Regions from separate parts of the Homo sapiens genome. Here region 1 is linked to region 2. The links are chromatin contacts, found by Hi-C or POLR2A ChIA-PET in ENCODE. All regions are on one chromosome and are shown on one strand. The core of a region is the stretch at or near the end of the contact, and the rest is flanking DNA. Distances in the headings are between cores, read along the strand shown. Region 1 holds the start of TIGD4 (tigger transposable element derived 4). Region 2 has its middle 6.7 kb from the start of SH3D19-AS1.

Evidence for each region. Hi-C counts contacts between places; a loop is a spot of excess contacts on that map. ChIA-PET counts read pairs that join two places held with the same protein, here RNA polymerase II (POLR2A). Pooled maps may share reads with other maps.
Region 1: a loop to region 2 is called in a pooled map, with 3 times the contacts of the local background. The contact joins the promoter of TIGD4 here to the enhancer-like site in region 2. A Hi-C loop is called at or near these places in 1 of 37 single-sample maps with no recorded cell type and 2 of 50 pooled maps. POLR2A ChIA-PET finds 5 or more read pairs at or near these places in 2 of 52 experiments (GM12878 and MCF 10A).

Annotation. Positions count from the first base shown.
Region 1 is chr4:152,776,584-152,781,029 of GRCh38, reverse strand. TIGD4 (tigger transposable element derived 4) reads left to right here and starts at 1,300. Exons shown (of 2, transcript NM_145720.4): 1 at 1,300-1,548. ARFIP1 (ARF interacting protein 1) reads right to left here and starts at 1,076. Exons shown (of 9, transcript NM_001025595.3): 1 at 804-1,076. RefSeq lists enhancers at 799-848, 1,039-1,198, 1,649-1,858.
Region 2 is chr4:151,115,235-151,119,754 of GRCh38, reverse strand. No RefSeq gene overlaps it. Among named protein-coding and RNA genes, the nearest start is that of SH3D19-AS1, 6.7 kb to the left of the region's middle. Within about 2 kb of position 2,219, at least 3 of the 41 ENCODE cell types and tissues checked have a DNase peak (open chromatin) inside an H3K27ac peak, as active enhancers do.

The sequences.
Region 1 (4,446 bases), core at 51-2,550, 1.7 Mb before region 2:
ATTTTATACTTTAGGAGAAAACAGGGTAGGGGCGGGGGACAGAAATCCTAAGAGTGGCCAAAGGATCTGCAGGAAGTATAAAGTGTAAACTTTTTGAAATCAAAGGGCTCAAGAGGAAGGTAAGAACAAAACAAAGGAAGTAATAACAAAATAAAGTAAAAGGGAAAAACGTCTAGCATCTAAAAACTGTTTTTAAAAAATTATTTCCTTTTCCTAGACACGTAAACAGTAGTAACTTGGCAAACAGGAACGGAGCAGAAGACAATCGAACAACTCCCTTTCCAAAACTCCAGCATTCCTTAGTCAGGCTTGGGACATTTCACAGGCAAGACTCCTCTCTGCACCACTGCCAGATGAATCTCTCAGAGGGACTGTCACTATCTCCCTTCCTCCCACTGCGGGAGAGAGGAAGCTGGGGATGCAGGGAGAAGAGGGGAGAAATGAGGGTTGGACAGCAAGCCTGAAGGTGGCCCACTCCGACACTTTGTCAAGAAAGGTCCGGATTCTGGATCCTGCAACTCCTTTTCCCACCCAATGTATGCAAAGCCAAGAGAGTGCCTCCCTGCAAGGGCCGGTCCTACACCTTCACTCGACTGTTTCGGGGGCACACTCAGAGGGACAGAAGGAATGAAGGACAGAAGAAACCAAAGGCATAACACTTGGGCAGATACGGCACAGACTAAGGAGAGGCGTGCCCTGTGAAAGTTCGGAACGGTGAACCCGTAGGCAACGTGCCCGCCCCACCAGCCACCTCAAACCATCTTTCCCCCGCCTTTTCCCAGGCGAGCCAGCTCCGCCCTCACCTTTCTTAGGGTAACTCGGTAGCTTCTAAGTCGAGGCTTATCCTTTCCGCCGCTCTCTGGAATCGCCTCAACCCTGGCAAAAACTGAGCGGAAACGCGACCCGGACCTTTTCCTTCTTCCCCTTCCCCCACGCACCTCGGCTGCTCGGGGGCGGGGAGCAACTGCAGCTGTCACAAATTCACACTGACCAACCGCCGAGGACAGTCGGACCGGCGACCTCTCAACCCAGCCTCCAGAACCAGAACCAAGAGCAGCGAAGCCGGAAGTGAGGAGACCGGAAGTAGCGTTGTCCCTGGCCCTGGACGGCCTCTCTCTCCCTCAATCCGGCCTTGCCCGGCCACGTCTCGGTGGTGTCAGCGCACCTCCCACGAGGATCCCTCCGCCCTTCTCCGGGAGGCGGGCTACGCCCCTCCCTCTGCTGCCCTAGCAACCACATCCGGGACTCCGGCGGTGTCGTTGCCCGGGTAATTTTCTGGCAGCGACCTAATGCGCGCGGGGCCAGAGGCACCGGCTAGAGCTGGGAGCTTGCGGAAGGGCGCCCCTGCCTGGTCTTGAGAGGTCGAAGGTCTCCAGGAGGCCTCCGCCTCCCTCTTTTTCATTCACACACCCTAGCCTCACACGTTAGGAGGACCCCCCCAACAGACCGTGAGCTGGTGCCGGGAGGGTGGAGGTAGATGTACCTCACCTCCACGCTACCACAGAAGAGCGAAAGCTGCTTTCTCAGCCACCGGAGAGCACGAAGAAGGTTATTCCAGTCCCGGGGGGAAGGTGGGGGTGGTAGGGAGAATGCGAAGATAAGGCAGCAGACGGAATGCGGGCGCTGCCTCGCGCTGCCCCCGTGCCTGGGGAGCCCTCTCCCTTCAGAAAGGCTAGACCCCCGGGCCCGGCATCCCTGAGCTCTTACTTGCTCTGGATTTGTGATCGCTTTTTGCTTTTTGCTCGCTCTCTCACAGTAGATTCCTTGATACTTTTCTTTCCGGCTCCTCTTTCTTTTTCCGGATGACCGAGCTCTGCTTTCTTTGCTTGCCCCATTACTTCTTAAATAGATCATTGTTCTGTCACGGAAACTGCTGAACAATTCGCTCTCTCAGAGCCCTTCGTAGTTTCCTAAACGGGGCCCCAACCTGCACTACTCTCCCCATCCCCAGAGCTCAGTGGTGCGAAAGCGTGGCTCCCCCGTGGCGCTAGATAGACCTGAAGTTCATTTACACACTGTACCATACAGTTGGTCCATCACAGAATATCCCTTCGAACTGCTGGACTGCTTTTCCTTTGACAGCTTTGAATGCTCATTTTTACTCCCATTTCACTTGTAGAAATGCGAAGGGTAACTGTGCACACGGCGAGATTTACCCTTCTTTAGACCGTACTTCTCAGCTGCCTTTACTTGTCACAGTAGCTGACAAGATATTTTTAATGACTAATGCCCAAAGGCAGAGCTCTACCTCTACAGATTTCCAGGGAGTTTCAGTGTAGTGAAATATCCCTGGCAGGTATCTTCCCCAGATCTGTGAATAGTAAACACCTATGGCACCATAAATGTTTCCAATGTATAACAATATTGATTGAGCTCTCTAGGATACCACCTCTTAAAAAAATAGTACTGAAATTCCAAAACATAAATCTCTTATCTTAAGTGGTTCTGTCTTAAACAAAAGAAAGGAGCAAATATATATGCCAACCCACTCAAACTGTAACTTCAATTGTTATAGCTTACTGTGGATTTTTCTGTACAAAGCCATCTTGTTGGTTTGGAGACCATTAGTCTTCTCAATTATAAGAAAATAATCCCAATCTAAATTAATTACTGCTGTAATTGTGTAGGAACTGAGCAACTACAGAACTTGCAGCTAAGTACAAGTGTTGTTCCTAGGGTTTCAGAAGGGTGACTTGGAGGAAGTGTACGGTAGGACTCAGCGGTGCTTGAATGATGTGGACAATGAATACTAAATTGTTTTTGCTGGCTGTTATCTTAAAGATTCCTGCTAGCTGTCTCTTGAGTTTGGAGATGCTTAGCTTGACTAAAGTTAGTCTAACTATTAGACTGTCAGACTCTGAAGTGTTTCTTATTTTGGAAAGGTGAAGACTTGCTTTAGTTTGTTCATAGTTTCCTTGGCAGCTGCTGATGGTTTTGATGGAGATTCAGATGGATTTGGAACTAATGCTAACTTCTGCTTGGTGAAGATGCTAACCAAGTTAGATACTCTTCAGTGAATTCTGGTACTGTGTACGATTAATCCTCATCCACAGTATTACGCTGTGCAAGGCTATATATACACAGGATTAATCTTTCCATGATTTCCACTGCCCTGAAGGAAATTAGAATGTAGTCTGGCTCCAAGAAAACACTAGAAACTACTTCAGCTGGTGATGGAAAATAGTGGAATTCTATACATCCTTTGAGACAATGGAAGCAGCAAACCAGCGTTCTTTGGATTGGGGAATATTTTTGGTACTAACTGAAAAACATCATTTTAAGCCTGGCCCTGCTTAGAGGAGACTTGTTTTCTCTTCCCTCTCTCCCTCTCTTCCTTTTTTCCCTCCTTCCTCTTTTTCTTTCCTCCTTTCCTTCTTGTCTCCCTCCCTTCTCCTTCCTTCCTTCTTCCTCTTTTTCTTTCCTCCTTCCCTCCCTCCCTCCCTTCCTTCCTTTTTTCCTTTCTCCCCTCCTTCCTTCCTTTTTTTCTTCCTTCCTTCCTCCCTCCCTCCCTTCTTTTCTTCCTTTCTTCCTTTGCCCTAAAACTTGGGGGACCCTGCCTGCTCATTTTGTTTAGAATAGAAGATTACTACTTTTCTCTGAATTGTCATTTATTTTTAGAGAGGTAAGAAAAAAGGGAATAGCTGCCTTCCATATATACTTATGACATGGAGATTATCTACTCATTTAACTTTGCACTGCTATTGGCTGTTTATTTGGCTTTTGAAAAATCAGGTGCTATTTATTCATTGGGCTTGTGGGGAACTCTAGTAGCCCTGAATGGCATTTGTGGCATACTCAATGAAGTCTAATTCTTTATCCTGGCATTAAAGGCTTACCAAGATCTGGCCTCAATCTTGCAAATGAGCACTCTCTTATATACCTGAAGGAAAAGTGCTAATTTAGCCAACTAATAGAGATAGGTATAAATACCAATATAGACATAGATATGAAACTTTAGTTGCAAAGAAATGTTTAATATGCTTCAAAGTGCATATTTCCCTCTTCCATGCTTTATTGTCTATTCTTATCAGCAGAAATGTTTTCCTATTTTTCCTTACCTGTGATGTACCTATCCATCCTTTACAGTTGAGTTCAGATGCTACTTCTGTCATGAACCCATTATTTATCCTCCCTGTGAGAATTCATTTTTCCCTGTTTTTGGATCTTACAGCCTTTGATTTGAGCCCCCATTTCAGTCTGCTTTATACTACTGTCTTGCATGTTTTCCCATGATAAATAAGATGGTTTTTGGGAAACTGAACTTTGGACTTACTTGATTCTCTTATAACACCAGGAAATTGGCCAATTCTAGTTGAGTTATGGAAATATGTTGTCTGCTGCATACCAGGCAAGTTCAAGAATACCAGCAACTCCTGCTACTTAGGGTAATGGTACAAGTAGGATTAAGTGGATATAGTTGCTATCTATCTGTAGAAGACAATGAGT
Region 2 (4,520 bases), core at 970-3,469:
TATACTAAAAATTCACAGTTTTATGTCATTTCACTCTCATGTTCTATGTTGTGCTTGCCACTTATTACCTACTCAACTGACAGGAAGCAAAAAGGTAACATATGGGCTCTCGTAGATACTTTCTTTTTTTTTTTTTTTTTTTTGAGATGGAGTCTCCCTCTATCGCCCAGGCTGGAGTGCGGAGGCACGATCTTGGCTCACTGCAAGCTCCACCTCCAGGGTTCACGCCATTCTCCTGCCGCAGCCTCCTGAGTAGCTGGGACTACAAGCGCCCACCACCACGCCCGGCTAATTTTTTGTATTTTTAGTAGAGACGGGACTTCATCGTGTTAGCCAGGATGGTCTCGATCTTTTGACCTCGTGATCCACCCACCTCGGCCTCCCAAAGTGCTGGGATTACAGGCGTGAGCCACCGAGCCCGGCCTCATAGGTACTTTCTTATTCTGTATATTGATTGAATTCAAGGCAAGACTGAGCATGTTTAAGGAGAAACATAATTTTTATACTCAGTGAATTTTATGGGAGAGAAATAGGAACACATTCTGTTTCCTTTCAGGAATTTTAGGTTAAAATCTGATCTTGTTCATCTAAACCTCCTCAAACTAGAATCTCTTAATCCTTTTTCTTTGATAAATTAAACCTAGAGGGCTGGGCGCGGTGGCTCACGACTGTAATCCCAGCACTTTGGGAGGCCGAGGCAGGCGGATCACGAGGTCAGGAGATCGAGACCATCCTGGCTGACACGGTGAAACCCTGTCTCTACTAAAAATACAAAAAATTAGCCGGGCGTGGTGGCGGGCACCTGTAGTCCCAGCTACTCGGGAGGCTGAGGCAGGAGAATGGTGTGAAGCCAGGAGGCGGAGCTTGCAGTGAACCGAGATCGCGCCACTGCACTCCAGCCTAAGCGACAGAGTGAGACTCCGTCTCAAAAACAAAAAAAAACCTAGAGAAGCCTTTCCAAGCAAGGCGACTCAGTTGAAAAAAAACCTAGAGAAGCCATTTAATATATTATTCTTATCCTTTGAACACTAAAAGCGTTTTTCTTTAAAAGATGCCCTTGTTTACATGGCTAGAAGGGTAATGGAATATATCTGTCATTGTGCTCATATAAATCACAGGTCTTGAATTCAGTCTGTAATATTCAAAATGAAAGAAAGTGCGTTTATCAGAATTTATTAGTAGAACTTGCATTTGAAAAAAAAATTTTTCTATAAGATTGTAGATCAATACTCCTAACATTCATTTCTTAGTTTTTACTCAGTTTCTTAAGCTTACCTAAATATACCTAGAGAAAATAATGATGACTGTATGGACTAATAATTATAAGGCGATATATTCACTTTGGTATAATCATTAATGGTTTATTTCTTTTAATTAATGTCAAATGCACATGAGCCATATGATTCATGATTCAATGTCATTTTGAATGCCATTGAATGAATTCTTCACAGTGAATTTATTATTTTATTTTATTGTATTGTATTTTAGAGACAGGGTCTCACTTTGTTGCCCAGGTTGGAGTGCAATGGCATGATCTTGGCTCACTGCAGCCTTAGACTCTTGGCCTCAAGTGTTCCTCCCACCTCAGCCTCCCGAGTAACTGGGACTACAGGCATGTGCCACCATATTTGGCTAATTTATTATTTTTTTCATTTTATTTTTTGAGGTGGAGTCTTGCTCTGTTGCCCAGGCTGGAGTGCAATGGCACAATCTGGGCTCACTGCAGCCTCTGCCTCTCAGGTTCAAGTGATTCCCCTGCCTCAGCCTCCTGAGTAGCTAGGATTACGGGCACGCACCACTGTGCCCCGCTAATTTTTTTGTATTTTTAGTAGGGACCAGGTTTCATCATGTTGGCCAGACAGGTCTTGAACTCCTGACCTCAAGTGATCCATCCGCCTCGGCCTCTGAAAGTGCTGGGATTACAGGCGTGAGCCCCGGCATCCAGCCTAATTTTTTATTTTTTGTAAAGACGGGGTTTCACCATGTTACCCAGGCTGGTGTTGAACTCCTGAGCTCAAGCAGTCTTCTCGCCTCGGCCTCTCAAAGTGCTGGGTTTGCAGGCGTGAGCCACCTTGTCCAGCCAACTGAATTTTTTTCAGAACTAACGTGAAGTCATTTTCTAACTTGTGCCTTTTTACTTCACTGTAATTAAAGAAGGAAAAAAAATAGAAAGCCTGACTCAGAACAACACTACCATCTAGGGGCCGCTCTCTTAATTGCGAGCTCATCCTGTTATACCACAGAAGAGAGCCCTTGGAGACCAGAGTTCAACTTGCAGAGGTTAAATGATTTGCCTAAAGTCACAGTTACTTGCAGAGCCTAAAGTAAAACCTATCTCTGCGGATTTCCAATCCAGTTCTTTTTCCGTTTATTATGGCAAAGTGATAACATTTTTTTTAGCAGTTAAACAAGAAGAATTGATCCGTTTCATTGGCCTGTAGTGGTTGTAGCCTCTAATACTTAACGATTAGAAAGAATTACACAGTATGTATTAAAGCCTTGAAGTTTTATCCTTCAGGAAGAAAAGTCCTGTCAGCTTCTTGGTTTTATGTGGACAATTTATATTGATGTTACCTAGAAACTGAAACATGAATGGATCCACTAATGTGGATTCCTTTTTCTCTTTAATAGAAAATATTCAAAAATTTAGAACATCAGATCTTGTACAGCTGTATCTTGTAGGGCTGTGCCCTTGGCAACAGTAGAGCAATCATAAATCTAGATTTTCATTAAAATATAACACAAAACACTGTTATTAGTATTTTGGAGTATAATAGATTAACCAAAGCACTGTTAAGCTGATAGATTTATATTTCAGAGTCTGAGACATATTCTGATTTTTTTAAAGGAATTCTAATTATATGTATACCATGGATTATTTATCTTCAAGTACTGTAAATTAGGCAATAATTAAATGAAATATTTGGTTGTCTATGTTTCACAAAAATTAACTAACAATACCAAAATATTGGCCTCTGGCTGAGCACTATGACTCACGCCTGTAATCTCAGCACTTTGGGAGGCCAAGGCGGGTGGATAACCTGAGGTCAGGAGTTCAAAACCAGCCTGGCCAACATGGTGAAACCCTGTCTCTACTAAAAATACAAAAATTAGCCAGGCTATGGTGGCGTGGGCCTGTAATCCCAGCTACTGGGTGAGGCAGGAGAATTGCGCAAACCTGGGAAATGGAGGTTGCAGTGAGCTGAGATTATGCCACTGCACTGCAGTCTGGGCAACAGAGAGTGACACCATCTCAAAAAAAAAATGTGTGTGTGTGTATATATACATATATGTATATATGTGTATGTGTATATGTATGTGTGTATACATGTATGTGTGTATGAATGTATACGCATATGTATATGTGTGTACACGTGTGTATATATACATATGTATGTGTATGCATAGTATATACATACATGTGTATATATACATATGTATGTATATGCATAGTGTATACATACATATGTATGTATATGCAGTGTATACATACATATGTATACATACGTATGTGTATATGTATATATACGTATACATGTATACATGCATGCATTTATACATATGTATGCACATATATACATATACACATATGTGTATACACATACACACACTTTAAATATATACATACATATACACATACGTATGTATGCGTGTATGTATATACATATACACATACATATATACATATACGTATACACAAATGTATATGTGGTAATATACACATATATACTTACATATACATGCACATATACACATATATATACATACACATATATACGTGTATATACATATATGTATCAAAAAAATAATAATAGGGCCGGGATGGATGTTATACACTTCTAGGAGCTGACACCTGCAATAATTTTTCTGCCTTGACTTCTTTTTTTTTTTTTTTTTCTGAGACGTAGTTTTGCCCTTGCTGCCCAGGCTGGAGTCCAATGGTGCGATCTTGGCTCACTGCAACCTCTGCCCCCAGGTTCCAGCAATTCTCGTGCCTCAGCCTCCGAAGTAGCTAGGATTAGAGGTGCCCGCCACCACGCTTTGCTAGTTTTTTGTATCTGTATTTTTATTTTTGAGATGGAGTTTCGCTCGTCAACCCAGGCTGGAGTGCAATGGTGTGATTTTGGCTCACCGCAACCTCTGCCTCCTGGGTTGAAGCAATTCTCCTGCCTCAGCCTCCCAAGTAGCTGGGATTACAGGTGCCCACCACCATGCCCAGCTAATTTTTATATTTTTAGTAAAGACAGGATTTCACCATGTTGGTCAGGCTGGTCTCAAACTCATGACCTCAGGTGATCCACCCGCCTTGGCCTCCCAAAGTGCTGGGATTATAGGCATGAGCCACCGTGCCCAGCCAATTTTTTGTATTTTTAGTAGACATGGAGTTTCGCCACTTTGGCCAGGCTGGTCTTGAACTCCTGTCCTCAGGTGATCCACCCGCCTCACCCTCCCAAAGTACTGGGATTACAGGTGTGAGCCACCGCACCCAGCCCTACTTTGACTTCTTAAATGATCTTAGC